2 separate regions of the Homo sapiens genome follow, and region 1 is linked to region 2. A link is a loop called in an ENCODE intact Hi-C map of the cell type or tissue named here. Cell type or tissue: HCT116. All regions are shown on one strand. Each heading gives the region's core, and the rest is flanking DNA. Links, peaks and the distances in the headings are about the cores only.

Region 1 (10,444 bases), core at 2,417-7,416, 310 kb before region 2:
TGCGCTTTAAAAATTATCTTTAAATTAGGTAATTTGTACCATGCCTGGAGTAAAAAGCCAATTGAAAGACATAGAAAAGTAATAATATAAAATAATGTAACTAATGTATCAACTAATTAATAGGTGTCTATTAAATTTAAAATCTAAATATGCTGTATCATTTGCTTTAAGAAAAATAACTATAAGATATATGCAGATATATTTAATGTTAACAGCAAATATCTCTGGAAAATAAGCTTACACATATAATTCAGATTTTAGATTTTGAATAGAAGCAGTTTTTACTATGCAAGAAACTACTTATTTGATAGTATAGCAATTAAAAGTATGAGTTATTTAAAGAGCTGATGAAAGTTATAGACTTGATCCCTCTGAGGCAGATTCACCCATGATATTCTATACATAAATATAGATCTGTAGATTAAAAGATAGGACTCGTATATGTAGCTAGTTTAATAAATATTTAAGCTGCAAGTATAGAGATAATACAGACCAGATACCAAGGTGGATGTTATATCATAATGTAAAATCCACAGAGATGATGGGTAAACACCTATTTTAAAGTTTATAACACATCACATGCAGCAAGCTCTGCAATAGAAGAGTGGGTGCAAGATTTAGTTTAGTCTTCCTTTGCATAGGAATTCTTCTCTCCCATCTCTCTAACCTTTCATAATTGAAGTGGAGAAATGAAGAAAGAGGATAGGGAAATTCAGATTTGAAGATACTGTTATTATGATATACCGTCATAGCTCTCTTGCTAGGAAAAGCTTGAAAATTGACTATTTTACTAATGAGTTTTTGCAGGTTCTTCAAAAATTCTCCCCAATTCCTGAGTCTCTCTCCCCAATGGTTCCCTTGGTGAGAATAACTACTCAGAATTTCTATTCGTTATTTAGTTTTGCCTCAGCACTTAGAAACCCCACAGTATCACCAATTTCTCTCCACTGATATCTAGCATGTGCTAGGACTGCCTTTGGAATAGAATATTACAATAAAAATCCATTTCCACATCCTGAAACACTAGCTTCATCTAATATTTATATGCTCTGTGTGTAACACATGAAATCAAGAGTCTCAACTCAATTTAATCTGCATTTTTAAAATAAGAATGATAGCAAATTTCAGAAACTATCTTAGAAATTGATGATTCTTGCATAAATAATGAAATTGAGGAATAAATTAAGAAGTTCTTTGAAACCAATGAGAACAAAGAAATAACGTACCAGAATCTCTGGGATGCAACTAAAGCAGTGTTAAGAGAGAAATTTATAGCAGTAAATGCCCACATCAGAAAGCTAGAAAGATCTCAAATTGACACCTAACATCACAACTAAAAGAACTAGAGAAACAAGAGCACACAGATCCACAACCATCTGATCTTCAACAAACCTGACAAAAACAAACAATGGGGAAAGGATTCCTTATTTAATAAATGGTGCTGGGAAAACTGGCTAACCATATGCAGAAAATTGAAACTGGATCCCTTCCTTACACCTTATACAAAAATTAACTCAAGATGGATTAAAGACTTAAATGTAAAACCCAAAACTATAAAAACCCTAGAAGAAAATCTAAGCAATACCATTTAGGGCATAGGCATGGGCAAAGACTTCATGACAAAATTGCCAAAAGCAATTGCAACAAAAGTAAAAATTGACAGATGGGATCTAATTAAACTAAGGAGCTTCTGCACAGCAAAAGAAACTATCATCAGAGAAAAGAGGCAACCCATAGAGTGGGAAAAAATTTTTGTAATCTATCTATCTGACAAAAGTCCAATATCCAGAATCTACAAGGAATTTAAACAAATTTACATTAAAAAAAACCATTAAATGTGGGCAAATGACATGAACAGACACTTCTCAAAAGAAGACTTTCATGTGGTCAGTAAACACGAAAAAAAAAACTCAACATCACTGATCATTAGAGAAATGCAAATCAAAACCACAATGAGATGCCACCATCTCACTCCAGTCAGAATGGCAATTATAAAATGTCAAGAAACAACAGATGCTGGCAAGGATGCAGAGAAATAGAATGCTTTTACACTGTTGGTGGGAATGTAAATTAGTTCAACCGTTGGAGAAGATGGCGTGGTGATTCCTCAAAGATCTAGAACCCGAAATGCCATTTGAACTAGCAATCCCATTACTGAGTACATACTCAAAAGTAATATAAATCATCCTACTACAAAGATAAATGCATGCATATGTTCATTGCAGCACTACTCACAATAGCAAAGACATGGAATCAACCCAAATGCCCATCATGGATAGACTGGATAAAGAAAATGTGGTACATATTCACCATGGAATATTATGCAGCCATAAAAAAACAAGATCATGTCCTTTGCAGGGACATGGATGGAGCTGGAAGCTTTTATCCTTAGCAAACTAATACAGGAACAGAAAACCAAATACCGCAGGTTCTCATAAGCGGGAGCTGAACAATGAAAACATATGGACACAGGGAGGGGAACAATGCATACTGCGGCCTGTCAGGGTATGGGGTAGGGGGAGGGAGAGCATTAGGAGAAATAGCTAATGCATGCAGGCCTTAATATCTAGGTGATGGGTTGATAGGTGCAGCAAACCGCCATAGCACATGTTTACCTATGTAACTAACCTGCATAGCCTGTACATGTACCCTGAAACTTAAAATAAAAATTAAAATTAAAAAAAGAAATTGATTATTCTTTTTTAATTATGAAGAATAAATCATTTTATTAATTGAATCCAAGGTCTGTTATTCATGTTAAATATATCCTTTAGAAGTAATATTAGAAGAGGTGGCTAAATAATTTTGTCAATTGAGATTGCCCAGAAGCTTCTTCAGTTTTAGAAGTTGGAGAAGATGAGTTAAACCCAATAAAAGTCACTGGTTAGTGATTTATAGACAATGTCAAGTAGTCTATGAATCATTTAGGGGGTTTGAATTGGAACTCTACATATAGAAAAAACATGTCTCCTAGTCTCCCAATCACTAGTGCTCTTAGAACTTCTCTTTCATCATTTAACAATTGCAACTACAACACAAAAACTTTCTTCATTTTCAGTCCTATCCAACAAACCCAGAATCTCCCCACTGGGATTTATTATATTCATACTGTTTCTAGGCAGAAAATAGTTTTCATTAAGATGTAAATTTAATGAATTTCTGAGCAACTTGTTTCTGCTCCATTTGGCATGGTGCCTTGCCGGCTTAGTCCAGGTGCTTCCTAATCGTCATAAAAGTGGAAACAAAGAGCCGAAGACCAGCTTTAAGCAAATGTTTTCTGTTAGACTTTTCAACCTGCCAATAACTTTTTCATGTTGTTTGCTTTTTATCAAAGCAATTGGGAAAAAAAATAGAATTCCATGATCTTTAGATGAATAGATGTTTATTTTAAATTTAGGAAGTCCCTCACCATCTCATTATTTTTATCCCTAGCTCAAACATGAATGGAAACATGCTTAAGAACAGCCACGCTGATTGAAAATTTGTAAGAATTATACATAAAACATACATATGTGAACAATTTCAAACAAAAAGGGAACACAGAAGACTAAACATGACACTTAAGGAGAAAATACAGTGACATGTTATAGAAAAAATTAGAAATATCTACAATACAGAGAGATCTGGAAAACCCTTCAGAAATAAACAGCAGATGATCTTAAAAGAAGAATGATGTTGCCATTTGATTTCTTAAAGGTTGCACTGAAAGAATTGAGTCAAGAAGTTAGAATCTAAAATTTTATAACGTAAGTGTAAGGATATCATAAAAATATTCTCAGATAAACAAAGCCTAAGAAACTGTACCACAATAAATGTAACTTTTAAGAATTCTTGGAAGAAGCATAAAGCAGTAGAATAACATAATGAATAAGTTTAAAATCCAGCTCCTCCATTTGATAGCTCTGTCATTGATGACCTCAGGTAAGACATTTAACCTCCTTAAACTTTAATTTCGTCATCTTTAAAGCAGGAACAATGATAGTACATATCCCAGAGGACTATGATGATTAAATAGATTAATGTGGCCAGGCGCAGTGGCTCATGCCTGTAATACCAGCACTTTGGGAGGCCAGGGTGGGTGGATCACCTGAGGTCAGAAGTTCGAGACCAGCCTGCCCAATACGGCGAAACCCCGACTCTACTAAAAATACCAAAATTAGCCAGGCGTGGTGGCATGCTCCTGTAGTCCCAGCTACTTGGGAGGCTGAGACAGGAGAATTTTTTGAACCCAGGAGGTGGAGGTTGCAGTGAACTGAGATCACGCCACTGCAGTCCAGTCTGGGCGACAGAGCAAGACTCCATCTCAAAAATAAATAAATAAATAAATAAATAAATAAATAAATAAGATTAATGTATTTCATACTTTTATAAGACTACAGAAACAACAGTAAGCATTCTATTAGTGTTGTCTACTAAAACCTTTTGACATCATATTCAATGGTGAAAAGAAGATAAAGGCATACAGATTGGTCAAGAAGAAGTTTAAATTTCCTTATTCAAAATTACATAATTTTGCATATAGAAAATCCTAAGGATCTAGCCCCCTTACCACCCTCAAAAAACTGCTAAAACCGAAAGATAAATCTAAAAAAATCTTGGGATACAAAATTAATATATAAAAATCAATTTATTACTATATACTAACAACAGAAATTGTAAAATTAAATTTATTTTAATATTAAAAGTACCATTTATAATATCAAAATAAAGGTATAAATTTTATCAAGGATGTTTAATATTTCTACATTTAAAACTACAAAATATTGCTACAAAAAAATCTAAGTAAATGAAGATATCCTAAGGATTCCAAATTTTAAAAGAATGTGTTCCTTTGGGTGAAAATAACAACATATTGTAGGAAAATAAATCAGAGATTTTCCTAGTAAACTAGTGCATGCGGACAACTCAAACTACCGCAAGGTGGCAGCACATCCCCATGATAGCACCATCAATACTTGGCCTAGTCAGTGGTGAAAAGTCATGATGGGCTTCTGAGAGGATGTTCCTATTAAATCCTAAGTATTCGATCTACAAAGAACTAGGATCTTTTGATCAATTGAGCCCACATTTTCCTTCAGAGTCCAAAGAGGAAACTGAATTTCTGAAAATGTAGGCGACTTATCAAAGGTCAAAAATAGTTCATGACAGAACCAGGATTAGAACCTGATCTTTTAGTTTCCAGGGCAGCTCCTTCACAGTATTATAAACATTCACTGTGGCCTTTCTCTATCCCAGATCCTCTAGGGACTGTTATTTCTAAGAGAAATGATACGGTGGAATAACAAAATATGTAAACTAAGTAGTGAGCAAAATTTTTGCTTAGGTCCTCCTGATAGAGGCAGGAGGCAGAGAAATTCTAGGCAGACGGGGCGGGTCCCCGGTGAAAACCCACCTTCATGCCAAAGTGGCCTGAGACCTGCAGCCCAAAGTGAGAACTTCCATTCCTCTTTGCCCACTCTCTCCCAATTGGCTCTTTCTGAGTAATGTCTTTTTACCAGTCAAACATGGCCTTTTCCAAAACTACCTATGGCCTGCCCCCACTCCCATCCTGTGCTTATAAAGACCCCAGACTCAGTCAGTAGAGAAGAGAGGCAGCTTGACTTCACTGAGGTGGCTTGACTTCAGGGAATAGCTGGCTGGACTTCGTGAAAGAGCCAGCCGGACTTTGGGGGAAAGACTACCTGCTTGTCCCATCCCCTGTCCAGCTCCCCTGTCCACTGAGAACAATTTCCATCACTTAATAAAATTCTCCGCCTTCACCATCCTTCAAGGCTAACCTCATTCTTCTTGTCCAGCATCCAAGAGCTCAGAACCCACTGAGTGCAGGTACCCAAAAAAGGCTGCCACATTGGCTCTTTGCCCTTGCCAGCAGAGGGCAGCCACCCCACACAATGAGGCAACGGGCCAACCGAGCTGCTAAGACACTGCTGTCTGCAGATGGCAGAGCTATGAGAGCACTGCAAACATGCCCTCTGGGGTTTTGGGGTGGCAGGCACCCCCACCTGGGCACCACTGCAGGCTCCACACTGAGCTTGCTCCTGCTGGTGCCCAAAGCAGCTGGCTGGATCCCACTCACTTACTCACATGCTCTCTCTCACAAAGGGTTGAGTGTGGTGGGCCAAGTAAACAGGGCACCCCTGTCATTAGTCTGACAAAGGGGCTGAGAAAAATCCTGCATCACTCCAGACCTTTTTCTAGTTCCAGCTCTCCCTGACCTAACACTCTCCTTTCAGTATCTTCCCATTTCCTACCCCCTTTCCCACAACAAAATAGGAGATATTCTGATATCAAGAGCCTTATTCGTATTTTGGCTGAACTTCATTTGTTTATTTTGATGATAAAAGGAATGGATATCTCTCACGTTTAAGTAATATTGGGCTATAGAAGTAGATAAACCTTTTACTTGACCTTAAAGTCAGATTCTCATTAAAGCTGAACCCAGTCAGGTAACTAAATATTCTGGTTTTCCTGGGCCTGAGAGGTTTCTCAGTTCTAAAACAGGGAAAGTTCTGAGGTGGGCAACCAGGATGGTTGGTCACCCTAGCTCATTTATGTGAAACTGGGGTTTGTGGTGTGATGTACAACATGATGGACCAGACAAAACAAAATGCATCTGACCATCCCTTTTTGTACCTCTTGCCATCTCTCACTTCACTTCAGCCAACATATATAGGACTACTAAATGTAAGGCTCTGCTATGGTTTGAATGTTTTTGTCTACTCCAAACTCATGTGTTGGAAACTTAATCATCAATGTAACAGTGTTGGGAGGTGGCACCAAATGGGAGGTGTTTAGGTCATGAGGGCTCAGTCCTAATGAATGAATTAATGTTGCAATAAAGGAGCTTTTGGAAGTGGGTTCCCCTTCTGCTCTTCTGCCATGTGAGGAACAGTGTTCCTCCCCTCTGGAGGATGCAGCATTCAAGGCACCATCTTGGAAGCAGACACCAAGCCTGCCAGTGTCTTGACCTTGGACATCCCAGTCTCCAGAACTGTAAGAAATAAATTTCTCTTCTTAATAAGTTTCCCCAGAATACACTATAATGTATTCTGTTACAGCAACAAAAAACTAATCAAGACACACACTGTGCTAGGCCACAGGAATTCAAGGATGAAATATAGTATCCCTACTCTGAGTAGGGTAGCAAATTTTTGCACAAATATGATTCCTGGACAAAATTTTTACTAAATCTGCTTTAGGAAAATTCTCATATCAACCTGGCTTATTTTACAAATACAGTAAATCAAATATGTATATACCCTTTTGTGCCTATTTCTAACAAAACATAGTCATTTTTTTCAAAACTGTAGATAGCTTGTGATAATAGCTAACTTCTGCCAACTCCTTACCAATTTTCTGGAATTCTGCTCTCTGTCTGACTCTAATAACTCTTTGAGGGAAAATCTGTTATTGTCCTCAGGCTTCAAACCAGTAAATTGAGGACTAAATAAGAAAAGTACAATTAATCAAGGACAACATCATACAAATAACAGTGGGAAAAGTAGGTTTCAAGCCCAAATCTGTTGACTCTAAAGCCTATGCCCTCACCCACTCCACTGTACCACTTCTCATCTAGAGGGGATCTTGTTCTGTCAAAAACTTTCTGCATTAATGAAAATGTCTTATATCTGCTCTTTCCAGTATAGAGTAGCCCCTAGCCACACATGACCATTGAACATATGAAATATTGACTTATGTGACTGAGGGACTGAATTTTTAACTTTATTTCATTTTAATTAATTTAAATAGTCACATAGGACTAATGGCTACTGTATTGGACAGCACAGGCCTGGGTTTGTATTATGTCATGTGAATGTAACAGAGTAGATCAATGTAGTGTAACGTAAAAAGAGTGGACATTAGAATCAGACTGTTCAGCCTGCTATTCGTGCCCACACCACTCAACCACCGTGTGAATTAGAGTAACATTTTTTTCTTTAAATCTCTCTGAGACTCAGTTGCCTCATCTATAAAATGAGAATAATTATAATACTACTAGATAGTTGCTGTAAGTTTTAAAGAGATATATACAGTATTTGGCACTAATAATCAATAAACATGTTTCATTTGCCCCTTAAAGATTTAAATGGTTGAGAAGGAAATTGCATGAGCTTTATTTGTCTAATATTTCTTCAAATATTTGACAATCTAAGTCAGAAAATTCTTCTGTATCTCTCTCATTTTGATATAAGTTGGTTTCTTTCATTATATTTTCTCTCTAGAATTGTTGTTGGGATTAAAGTCAGAATGATAAACGTAAAATAGCCCACAGTTATCTCAGTCACCAGCACGTAATTAAGCTCAGTAAGTATTTTTCCTCTCCAGTCCTTCAGCTAGGACTCAGAAAAATTTGTTTTTGAAAAAAAATCCACAAACATCCTGGATGCAGTGGTCAGGGGGAACTTACCGCTACTTCTTCGACGTCAAAGGATAACTGAATTCTCACTTTTGGCTCAGGCATGTGCAAGAAACAGGCACTATACCATCATTTCATGGGTGAGTCTATATTACGATGGTTGAAGACAGTGTAATCTAATGGACGGTGCCAGGAGGGTCATGAGAAGAAGCCAGGCTCTAGTTTTATTTCAATGCTGACCAGTTCTGTGACAAGTCGCTTTCTCATTCAGTACCTCAGATTTCCCAGCTAGGAAGTGGGTAGAATCACCTCAGATCTCCCTCAGAATTCTGTTAGGATGAAGATCCTGAATAATATGAAACTTCTCAGTAGTATAAACTACATTTTCATGTTAACAGTATCTCTTGACCATCTACCATACCACTATGAATTATATAAATAATATTTTAAAAACACTTTTATGAACTGTAAAGCATTAATCATTACGTAAAACAGAAAAAATGTCATCCTCATTTTAATAATTTGGAAATGGATTTTCAACAAATTGATTTGTCCAAGCCATACTCAAGTCCAATATCCTAGACCACACAACCACTAACTTGATCACACTCTTGCAGAGAAAGAGGCTAAAACTTGATCCATGGTGTATTTAAAGAAATTCATAGGCTGGGCCCAGTGGCTCACACCTGTAATCCCAGCACTTTGGGAGGCCAAGGCAGGAGGATCACTTGAAGTCAGGAGTTCAAGACCACCCTGGACAACATAATGAAATCCCATCTCTACTAAAAATACAAAACTTAGCCAGGCATGGTGGTACACGCCTGTAATCTCAGCTACTCAGGAGGCTGAGGCAAGAGAATCACTTGAACCCAGGAGGTGGAGGTTGCAGTGAGCTGAGATCGCACCACTGCACTCCAGCCTGGACGACAAAGAGAGACTCAGTCTAAAAAATTAAAATAAAATAAAATAATTGGTAGGTTTAGCCTCTGGTGAAAGCGGTATGATTGGCGCTTCAGAAGAACTTGCTTGAATGAAAAGTGTTACAAGACGCTGGAATCAGCTGACTGGGGACAGGTCTGGGGAGTGTGGGCTGGATGGCTGGGCCTTGGTGCTGCTCCTCCCTGTTCTCTCTCCCAGTAGCCTGTGCAGAAGGTGATTGAGGAACAGCCTTTCCAAGCTGCAGTTTTCCTTGTCAGCCACTAGGTGGATACCCAGTGTAATCCTGAGGAGCTAATGGAAATGGCTTAGAGGGTTTAGGATTTCCAGAGTTAATGGCCCCATGGGGAGGGACTAGGCCAGGGCTGCAGGCGAGTGAACAGACTCTCAACAGCACGATTAAGCCCTGAGATTTAATCATTTGCTCAGAAGTAGACATGAAAACAAAATCATAGCAGTCCCCCAATCCTGTCCACACCCTGGTCATTCCTGCCACTGCAGGATCCTTCTTTGGACTTTCAGGGTTCAAATCTCAGTCCCCCTTAGCATCCTTCCAGCCCTGGAACACCAGCATTCTAGAAATCATGACCCAGAGCTCAAGTGTCAGGTTAGGGCCTAGCCCTGGGTGTGAGAGGTGTTGACCCCTCTCAGAACCTGTTAAATCAGAAAAGAACTCTGTCTGAAGTTACAAACGGAGGCTGACCAGGAAGAGACAGCAGGGACAAGTAACCTGTGCAGAGGCTTCTGAGGATGGTGAAGAGAGTGAAAAATAAGTCTTTGGCAAGGAAGAAGCTTTTTATTTTGCACTTGTTTCCCTAATCCAAATTGCAAAAGCCAGTCTATAAAATAACCCCTGGTATGTATACCCCCGTTGGGTCTTTTCTTCTACCCAGTAGGAAGGTCTGACACACGCCCCTCCTGGATGCCCCTCAATGACTCCTTCCTCAAACTGTTGCTGCTGCGGAGCCATCTGTCACCCTCCCAGCGTCTGCAGCCCTCTCTGGAAAGCTCAGCTCCCAGCAAGCTGAGGCCCAGGTTCAGGGACGGATGCCACAGTCACAGAGGATCACTGCTAAATGGCGACGGCACGGAGGAAAAAACAGACTCATTTTAAACTTTACAGAAGTAAAGAACACTCTAGATATTTGTTTA
Region 2 (10,444 bases), core at 2,003-7,002:
AGTATAACAGTGTGTAACAGGTAAGATGTAAAAGTAAGATTATTATTGGCCAGGCGCGGTGGCTCACTCCTATAATCCCAACACTTTGGGAGGGCGAGGCGGGAGGATCATGAGGTCAGGAGATCGAGACCATCCTGGCTAACACGGTGAAACCCCATCTCTACTAAAAATACAAAAATTTAGCCAGGTGTGGTGGCGGGCACCTCTAGTCCCAACAACTCAGGAGGCTGAGGCAGGAGAATAGAGTGAACCCGGGAGGTGGAGGCTGCAGTGAGCCGAGATCGTGCCACTGCACTCCAGCCTGGGCAACAGAGCCAGACTACATCAAAAAAAAAAAAAAAGTAAGATTATTATCAATTTAACTAGGATTATCTTGACACATTTGAAGATATACCTCCACAGAAACATCAAAATGGAAACTGTATCTAAATGACTCATCTATTTAGCAGGACTTTCATGACACAGTTATCTGAAATTATCCCCTTTGTTTCTTGTCTCATGGAAGGTAAATTCCATGAGAGTAAGAACTTTTTTTCACCTTGTCTTGCTCACAGCTATAGCCCCATAGCTTAGAACAGTGTTCAGAATCAAGTAGGTGCTTGATGGAAATTAAAGGCATCAGAAATAGACTACTGGCATCACGGAGTTCTCATGTCAGCTCTCCTACCAACAGGGTAAAAACTGGGCACATCATGAAAAAATCTGAAGCTCAGTTTATCAACTGAAAGAATTTAATGAAACCTGCCCTGTCAAACACAGAATTTTTTCGGATACACAAGGCAATGGGTATAAAAATTCTCTGAAAATATGTTACATTCCAGGGTTTCAAAAGTTATGTTGAGAAACGTGAGGCAATATTTGGAAATCAACGGAGCAGTAGGTACAAAATGCACACCACGGGAATCATCCTAAGAATGGATTCAAAGAAGGGGAAAAAGTTAAATGCATAAAAGTGATTATTGCTACATTGGTTAAAATAGCCATAACCTGGAAATAACCTAAGTGTCCTGCAGCAAAATGGATCTAACACAATGTTCAATTATCTTATAATCATTAAAATAAAAAACAGTGAAAAGCAAATAATGTAGAACGAATACTCATGGTAAATTAATTGGTAAGAAATATAAATTCTGACTTCCACAATGGTTGAACTAGTTTACAGTCCCACCAACAGTGTAAAAGTGTTCCTATTTCTCCACATCCTCTCCAGCACCTGTTGTTTCCTGCCTTTTTAATGATTGCCATTCTAACTGGTGTGAGATGGTATCTCATTGTGGTTTTGATTTGCATTTCTCTGATGGCCAGTGATGATGAGCATTTTTTCATGTGTTTTTTGGCTGCATAAATGTCTTGGGAGGGGGGGAGGGATAGCATTAGGAGATATACCTAATGCTAAATGACGAGTTAATGGGTGCAGTACACCAACATGGCACGTGTATACATATGTAACAAACCTGCACATTGTGCACATGTACCCTAAAATTTAAAGTATAATAATAATAAAATAAAATAAAATATTAAAAAGAAATATAAATTCTATATTGTCTACACACAACTAATTCAACCTTGTAAAATAAGCATGCATGATAAAGATTTTTAAAAGTGAAAGTAATTGTGTATTAGTCAAGGTAGTTATTGCAAACTATCCTAGTCCAAGCCTAACTTAAACAGAAAAGTAATTTAATAAAGACTATCAGTTCCTGAAATTATTAGAAAAGCTGGAGAAAAAGATGTCCAAGCTTCTGGTAAAAATGCTAACAACTTTGCCACAGGACTGGTTTGATGAGAAAACCTCCTGCATGGCCATGGGTGCTGCCAAGTACTAAATGCCAAGAATTTGATTAAAACAACAGTAAAACGTATTTCCCTATCAGAAATCAGTCCTGCAATCATTGCTGTCCTTTCAACCTGTATGTTTTGGCAGGCAATATATGCCAGCAAAATGAAGGCTGTTTTCACACACTGCTCATCTCCAGGCTAAGGTCTTGTGAAAGTTCCTAAAATTAGAAGAGCTAGTTCACAAGCCTGCATTCTGGTTGCAAGAGAAGCTGAGAAACTGCAGTATAATTTCAATGTCGTAGGACTATACACAGCATTTTATTTAATTCTTTTAAACAGAATGGACATTATTATCTATATTTTATAAATGAAGATATTGAAGTATATTAATTTTGATAAATTATAGGTTATTTTGATTTTTGATTTTATATAGATAATCAGGCCATCCACAAATAACGACATTTTTTTCTTTCTTCCTTTCCAACTATTTGACCCTTTATTTCCTTTTCTGATTTTAATAATCAGGCTAGAAACTCTAGTATAATGAGAATAAATGTAGTAATAGCAGCACTCTCTGAATTATTTCTGATTTTTTTTCATGTTCCAAAGCTTTCTTTTTTACTATTCTTATTATACTTTAAGTTCTAGGGTACATGTGCACAACGTGCAGGTTTGTTACATAGGTATACATGTGCCATGTTGATGTGCTGCACCCGTTAACTCGTCATTTACATTAGGTATATCTTCTAATGCTACCCCTCCCCTCTCCCCCAACCCCATGACAGGCCCTGGTGTGTGATGTTCCCCATCCTGTGTCCAAATGTTCTCATTGTTCAATTCCCACCTATGAGTGAGAACATGCGGTGTTTGTTTTTCTGTCCTTGCAATAGTTTGCTCAGAATGATGGTTTCCAGCTTCATCCATGTCCCTACAAAGGAGATGAACTCATCCTTTTTTATGGCTGCATAGTATTCCATGGTGTATATGTGCCACATTTTCTTAATCCAGTCTATCATTGATGGACATTTGGGTTAGTTCCAAGTCTTTGCTATTGTGAATTTTTTTTTTTTTTTGAAACGGTGTTTTGCTTTTGTTGCCCAGGCTGGAGTGTAATGTCATGAACTCGGCTCACTGCAAACTCCACCTCCTGGGTTCAAGCAATTCTTCTGCTTCAGCCTCCTGAGTAGCTGGGATTACAGGCACGCACCACCACTCCCGGCTAATTTTGTATTTTTAGTAAAGATGGGGTTTCTGCATGTTGGTCAGGCTGGTCTCGAACTCCCAACCTCAGGTGATCTGCCTGCCTCAGCCACAGAAGAGCTCGGATTACAGGCATGAGCCACCGCACCCGGCCTATTTCTGATTGTAAGATAAGTGCATTCAGTAATTTACAATTGAATACGATGTTTCCTGTAAATTATTTGTAAATAACCTTAATTTTTCATGTTAAGAAAGTTTCCTCTATTCCTTGTTTTCTAAGACTTTTAACAATGAATGGATGTTGAATGCTACCAATGCTATTTCTACATTTAATTAGATAATCATATATGTTTTATTTTAATATCTAAATATGATGAGTAATAATAACACACTTCTTTTTAAAAAATTCTTTTCAGAAAGAAGTCCAGTTTTCCTGAAGTAGTGTCTTGTCTTTAAGATAGTTAGGCTCACTTTGCTGCTAATTTGATCATATTTTTGCATCTTTATATAAACAAGATTAGCCTGTGATACATTATTCTTATATTTTCCTTAAAAGATTTTAGTATCAAAGGATGTCATCAAAATGGTATAGCAGAAACAATCTGACTTTGCTCTCCCCAGCAGAAAACCAAGAACAAATATCCAGCATCAAGATTATCACCAGGGGCCAGGTACAGTGGTTCATACCTGTAATCCCAGAATTTTTGGAGGCTGAGGTGGGCAGATTGCTTGAGTCCAGGAGTGCGAGACAAACCTGGACAATGTGGCAAAACCCTGCTTCCACAAAAACACAAAAAATTAGCCAGGTGTGGTGGTGCACACCTGTAGTCCCAGCTACTTGGGGGGATGAGGTGGGAGGATCACTTGAGCCCAGGAAGTTAAGGCTGCAGTGAGCCATATTGGAGCCACTCCACTCCACTCCACTCCCGCCTGGGTGACAAAGCAAGACCCGGTCCCCGCCTCCAAAAAAAAAAAAAATATATATATATATATAGTAACCAGCAAAATCCTAAAACTCAAATCTGAGGCTGGGGCAATCCCTACAGCCACAGAGAAGTGAGAAACTCCGAGCTTCGGGTAAGAGAAACAAACCTGTCTATCTTTGATACCGATCCTCAATCTGCCAGGCACCATTTGTGGAAAATTCCCCCAGACTCATGGTTTCTAGATCGGAAAAAGTGAGATTGAGGTAGATAGCCAGCTTCTCCACCATCGTGGATTCCCTTGTAGGAAAAGCATTCCTGCCTCAACTCATGGGAAATACCTGTAGGAAGGAAAACCCCAAGGGCAGCTGGAGATAAAGAGGGAAAGTGGGACTAGAAACCCCAGCCTGTGAAACCCTGGTCTTTAAGGCAAAGGAGATGCCAAATCAGAGTGTCTGTTCAGCAGTACGACATTGTATGAGGCACATTCTACCAGTCTTTTGAGCACAAATCCCTAGCCAGATTTCCCTCATGGGTATGGTAACTTCTTTGGGACTTCCTCTCTCTCCTCAGTCAGGGATGGGCAACACTCTGAGCAGTTGCAAGAAGCCCAAGCCAAATCTGGGCTTAAGGCACCATCTAGTGTTGAAAAGGAGGCAACAATGTAGGATAAGGAGACCAACAGGCAGCTAAATATTACCCCATAGCAAACATACCCTAGGAAGACCAAAACAAGCCAGACAGCAAAAACTGTAAATAATCCTCCAATGCAAAGCCATAGATGTATATCCATAAGAAACAACAGCAAACAGGGAACTCTGACCTCCACAAATGAGCAAAGCAATGAGCCAAAGACTGATCCTAATGAGGCAGTGATATATAAGCTCTGTTAAAGAATCCAAAGTAGCAGTTCAAAGGAAACTCAGTGAACTCCAAGATAACACAGAAAAGCAATTCAGAAATTTACTAGAGATATTTAACAAAGATATTCAAATAATTTAAAAATTTAAACAGAAATCCTGGAACTGAGAAATATGTTTGCTAAACTGAAAAATACATTATAGGCTCTCAACAGCACAATGGATCAACAGTGGGAAAACTCAGTTAGTTCAAAGACAGGCTATCGGAAAATACACAGTCAAAGGAGAAGAAAGAAAAAAGAATGGAAAGAAATGAAGAACACTTGCAAAATATAGAGAATACCTTTAAGAGAGCAAATCTAAGTGTCATTGCCATTAAAGACGAAATTGGGAAAGAGAAAGTGTTAGAAAGCTTATTTAAACAAATAATAACAGAAAAGTTTCCAAACCTAGAGAAAGGTATAATCTAGCTACAGGAAGGCTAGAGATCACCAAATGACTTCAATCCAAATAATACCACCCGAAGGCATATAAGACTTTGAGAGTTTACCCTCAAAGGTCAAGGACAAAGAAACGATCATAAAAACAGCAAGAGAAAAGAGGCAAATAACATATAAAAGGGCTCTGATTCATCTGGCAATAGACTTCTCAGGAGAAAACATAAAGGCCAAAAGGAAGTAGAATGACATATTCAATGTGCTAATGGGAAAAAAAAAAACTTTCAACCAAGAATACTGTACCCAGAAAAAGCTTTCCCTCAAACATGAAGGGGAGATAAAGTCTTTCCCAAACAAACAAAAGCTGACAGAAGGAATTCATCACCACTAGACCCATCTTACAAGAAATGCTAAAAGTACTTCAGTCTGAAAGAAAATGATGCTATCATACAAAAGCAAAACATTTGAAGATATGAAACTCACTGGTTGAGTGCAGTGGTTCACACCTGTAATACCAGCACTTGGGAGGCCAAGGGGGGAGGATCACCTGAGGTCAGGAGTTCAAGACAAGCCTGGCCAACATGGCGAAACACCATCTCTACTAAAAATACAAAAATTATCTGGGTGTGGTGGTGGGTGCCTATAATCCCAGCTACTTGGGAAGCTGAGGCAGGAGAATCACTTGAACCCAGGAGGCAGATGTTGCAGTGAGCCGAGATCATACCACTGCACTCCAGCCTGGGTGACAGAGTGAGACTCCGTCTCAAAAAAAAGAAAAAGGAAAGAAAGAAAGAAACTCACTGGTAAAAGAAAGTACACAGACAAACAGACAAATTAACAATATTCTAATATTGTCATTGTGTAATCTACTCAAAAATCTAGAATGAAGACCAAAAGAAAAATCTATAAAAAATAGCTACTGCAGCCTTTTAAGAGATAGGCAATATGAAAAGATGTAAATTGAAAAAACAAGAAGTCAGAATGGGGGGTGGAATTAAAGTATAGAGTTTTTTAGTTTTTCCTTCCTTTCTGTTCTGTGATAAAAGTTAAGTTGTCATCTGTTTAAAATAACTTATTATATTTATAAGATAATTTTGTAAGCCTCATGGCAACCGCAAAGCAAAAACCTATATTAAATACACCAAAAATAAAGCTCAGTGTATTAAAATGTATTACCAGAAAACTTTACCTAACCACAAAGGAAGACACTCAGAAAGAAAGGAAGAGAGGAGTTAAAAAAACAACCAGAAAACAAGTAACAAAATGACAGTAAGTCCTTACCTATCAATTATTATACTGAATGTTAATGGACTAAATACTCCAATTAAAATACATGAATGGGCTGGGCATAGTGGCTCACACCTGTAATTCCAGCACTTTGGGAGGGCGAGACGGGGGATCAGAAACCCTGCCTCTACTAAAAATACAAAAATTAGCCAGTGGCGGTCACCTCTAGTCCCAGCTACTCGGGAGGCTGAGGCAGGAGAATCACTTCAACCAAGGAGGCAGAGGTTGCAGTGAGCCACCACTGCACTCCAGCATGGGCAACAGAGTGAGACTCCATCGCAAAATCAATTAATTAATTAATTAATTAATTTTAAAAATAAGATACATGAATGAATCGATTTAAAAACAGGGTTCAGGCTGGGCATGGTGGCTCATGCCTATAATCCTAGCACTTTGGGAGGCCGAGGCAGGCAGATCACAAGGTCAAGAGATTGAGACCATCCTGGCCAACATAGTGAAACCTCATCTCTACTAAAAATACAAAAATTAGCCGGGCAAGGGGTCGCACGCCTGTAGTCCCAGCTACTCGGGAGGCTGAGGCAGGAGAATCACTTGAACCCGGGAGGTGGAGGTTGCCGTGAGCCGAGATTGTGCCACTGCACTCCAGCCTGGCGACAGAGCAAGACTCTGTCTCAAAATACAAAAAAAAAAAAAAAAAAAAAAAAAAACAGGGTTCAAATATATGCTGCCTAAAGAAACTCACCTTACCTATAAAGACACACATAGTCTGAAATGAAGAGATACAAAAAAAATTCCATACAAATGGACACCAAAATCTTCAAGTCAAAGATTATCAAAAGAGAAAAGAATGTCACTATGTGATAATAAAAGGGCCAATTCAGCAAGTCTATAACAATTGTAAATATATATGCACTCAACACCAGAGCACCCAAATATGTAAAGCAAACATTAATAAATATGAAGTCAGAGATAGACTTCAATACAGTAATGTTAGGGGACTTTAAACCCTTCTCTCAGTAAAGAACAAATTATCCAGACAGAAATCAATTTTTTAAAATCCAGGTTAAACTTCACACTAGACCCAATGGACCTAACTAATATTTACAGAACATTTCATCCAAGTGATATGGAATATGCATTGTTATCATCAGCACATGGAACATTTTCTAGGATAGATCATATTTTAAGTCACAAAACAAGTCTCAACAGATTCAAAAAAGCCAAAATTATATCGAATATCTTTTCTGACCACAATAGAATACAACTAGAAATTATTAACAAGAGGATCTGAAGAAATTATACAAACACATGGAAATTAAACATGTTCCTGAATGATCAATGGGCCCATGAAGGAATTAAGAAGGAAATTTTTTAATATTTTGAAACAAAAGAAATGGAAACACAATAATAAAATCTATGGGCTATGGTGTAAGCAGTACTAAGAGGGATGTTTATAGCAATAAATGTTCCAAAAAACAGAAAGAGTTCAAATAAACAACCTAATGGTGCACCTCAAGAAACTACAAAAGCAAGAGCGAATGAAACCCAAAACTAATAGAAAGAAAATAATAATAAAGACGAGAGCCAGATGAAATGAACAGAGACTAAAAAACAATACCAAGTACAGACAAAACAAAAAGTTGATTTTTGAAAAGATGAAATTGGCAAACCTTCAGTAAGAACAATTAAGAAAAAATAGAGAAAGCTCAAAATGAAATTTGAAGAAGGAAACATAACAACTGATACCACAGAAATACAAGGGATCATTAGAGACTATTATGAACAAGTATATGCCAACAAAATGGAAAGCCTAGAAGAAATGTATAAATTCCCAGACACACACAATCTGCCTAAATTGCATTGAAAAGAAATAGAAAACCTGAACATACCAATAACAAATTGAAGCAGTAGTATGTCTCCTATCAAAGAAAAGCCCAGGACCAGATGAATTTACTGTTGAATTTTACCAAACATTTAAATTGCCAATTCTACTCAAACTATTCCAAAAAATTGAAGAGGGAATATTTCCAAACTTATTATATGAGTCCAGCATTACCCTGATATCAAAACCAGACAAGGATACATCAAAAAAGAAAACTACAGGACAATATCCCTGAAGAACATGGACACAAAAATTCTCAAATAAACACTAGCAAACTGAATCCAGCAACAAATTAAAAAGATCATTCACTATGACCAAATGGGATTAATTCCAGCAATACAAGAATGATTCAACATACATGAATCAATAAGTGTAATAAGTCACATCAACAGAGTCTAGGAAAAAAACATATGATCATTTCAAAAGATGCTGAAAAAGCATTCAACAAAATTCAACATCCTTTTATGATAAAAACTCTCTATAAACTGTTAGAAGGAACATACCTCAAAATAATAAAGGTTACATCTAACAAACTTACAGCTAACATCATACCGAACTGAAAAAAAAATTGAAAGGCTTTCCTCTAAGATCTAGAACAAGAAAAGGAAGACCCCTTTCACAAGTTTTATTTAACACAGCACTGGAAGTCCTCGCAAGAACAATTAGGCAGAAGAAAGAAATAAGGGCATCCAAATTGGTAAGGAAAAAGTCAAATTAGCCTTGTTCACAGATAACATAGCATATTTAGAAAAACCTAAAGACTACCAAAAAACTGTTAAAACTAATAAACAAATTCAGAAAAGTTGCAAGATATAAAATCAACATAAAAAATTAATAGCATTTATAAATGCCAACAGTGAACAATCTGAAAAAGAAATGAAGAAAACAATCCCATTTAGAAAGCTAAACAAAATATAAAATATCTAGGAATAAATTTAACCAAAGAAGTAAAAAAAATTCTACAATGAAAACTATTTAAAAACTGATGAAAGAAACTGAAAAGAACACAAAAATGAAAAGATTTCCAATGCTCATGGGTTGGAAGAATTAATATGGTTAAAATGTCAATATTACCCAAAGCAATCTACAAATTTAATGCAATCCCTATCAAAGTACTAATGACATTCTTCACAGAAATAGAAAAACAATTCTAAAATTCATATGAATCACAAAAGACCCCAAATAGACTAAGCAATCCTGAGCAAAAAGAATAAAGCTGAGGGTATCACACTACCTGACTTCAAAATATCTTATAAAGCCATAGTAACCAAAACAGCCTGGCACTGGCATAAAAACAAACAGATAGGCCAATGGAACAGAATACATATTAATATCTGCATTTATATCCAATTTATTTTCAACAAAAGTGCCAATAATATTATTCGGGGAAAGGACAGTCCCTTCAATAAATAGTGCTGGGAAAACTGGGTAACCATATGGAGAAAAATGAAGCTAGATGCCTATCACTCACCATATACAAAAATCAAATCAAAATACAGACTTCAGTTTAAGACCTGAAACTGAAAATACTAGAAAACAAGAAAACACTGGGGAAATGCTTCAGGACATTGGTCTGGGCAAAGACTTTCTGGGTAACAGCTCAAAAGCATTGGAAACAAAAGCAAAACTAGACAAATGGGATTACATCGAGCTAAAAAGTGTCTTCACTGCAAAGGAAACAATCAACAAAGTGAAGAAACAACCTACAGAATAGAAGAAAATATTTGCAAACTATCAATTTGACAAGGGATAAATTACCAAAATATATAAAGAACTCAATAGCAAAAAAAGCAACTAATCCAATTTAAAAATGGGCAAAAATCTGAGTAAACATTCCTCAAAAGAAGACATACAGATGGCCAACAGGTATTTGAAAGAATGTTCAACATCACTAATCATCAGGGAAATGCAAATCAAAACCACAGTAAGATGTCATCTGATCCCAGTTAAGATGGGTTTTAACAAAAAGACAACAAAAAAAATGCAGAGAAAGGGGAACACTTATATACTGTTGGTGGGAATGGAAATTAGTATAGCCACTATGGAAAACAGTATGACGATTCCTCAGAAAACTAAAAATGGAACTACCATGTGATCTAGCAATCCCACTATTGG

What was found. Peaks named below come from ENCODE experiments on the same cell type or tissue, not always from the same donor. Only the 100,000 strongest peaks of a DNase experiment are listed, where the experiment ranks them.
Region 1: a loop joins it to region 2, with 4 times the contacts of the local background. A loop is called at or near these places in 40 of 110 quality-filtered maps.

What each region holds. Positions count from the first base shown.
Region 1 is chr12:55,067,726-55,078,169 of GRCh38, reverse strand. No RefSeq gene overlaps it. Among named protein-coding and RNA genes, the nearest start is that of NEUROD4, 53 kb to the right of the region's middle. RefSeq lists a silencer at 9,431-9,725 and an enhancer at 9,301-9,851. In HCT116, for the core only: CTCF peaks have their summits at 4,908 (motif pointing right) and 5,853 (motif pointing right); DNase peaks (open chromatin) are centred at 4,939 and 5,889; H3K27me3 peaks cover 818 bases.
Region 2 is chr12:54,754,020-54,764,463 of GRCh38, reverse strand. No RefSeq gene overlaps it. Among named protein-coding and RNA genes, the nearest start is that of MUCL1, 95 kb to the left of the region's middle. In HCT116, for the core only: a CTCF peak has its summit at 4,540 (motif pointing left); a DNase peak (open chromatin) is centred at 4,513; H3K27me3 peaks cover 83 bases.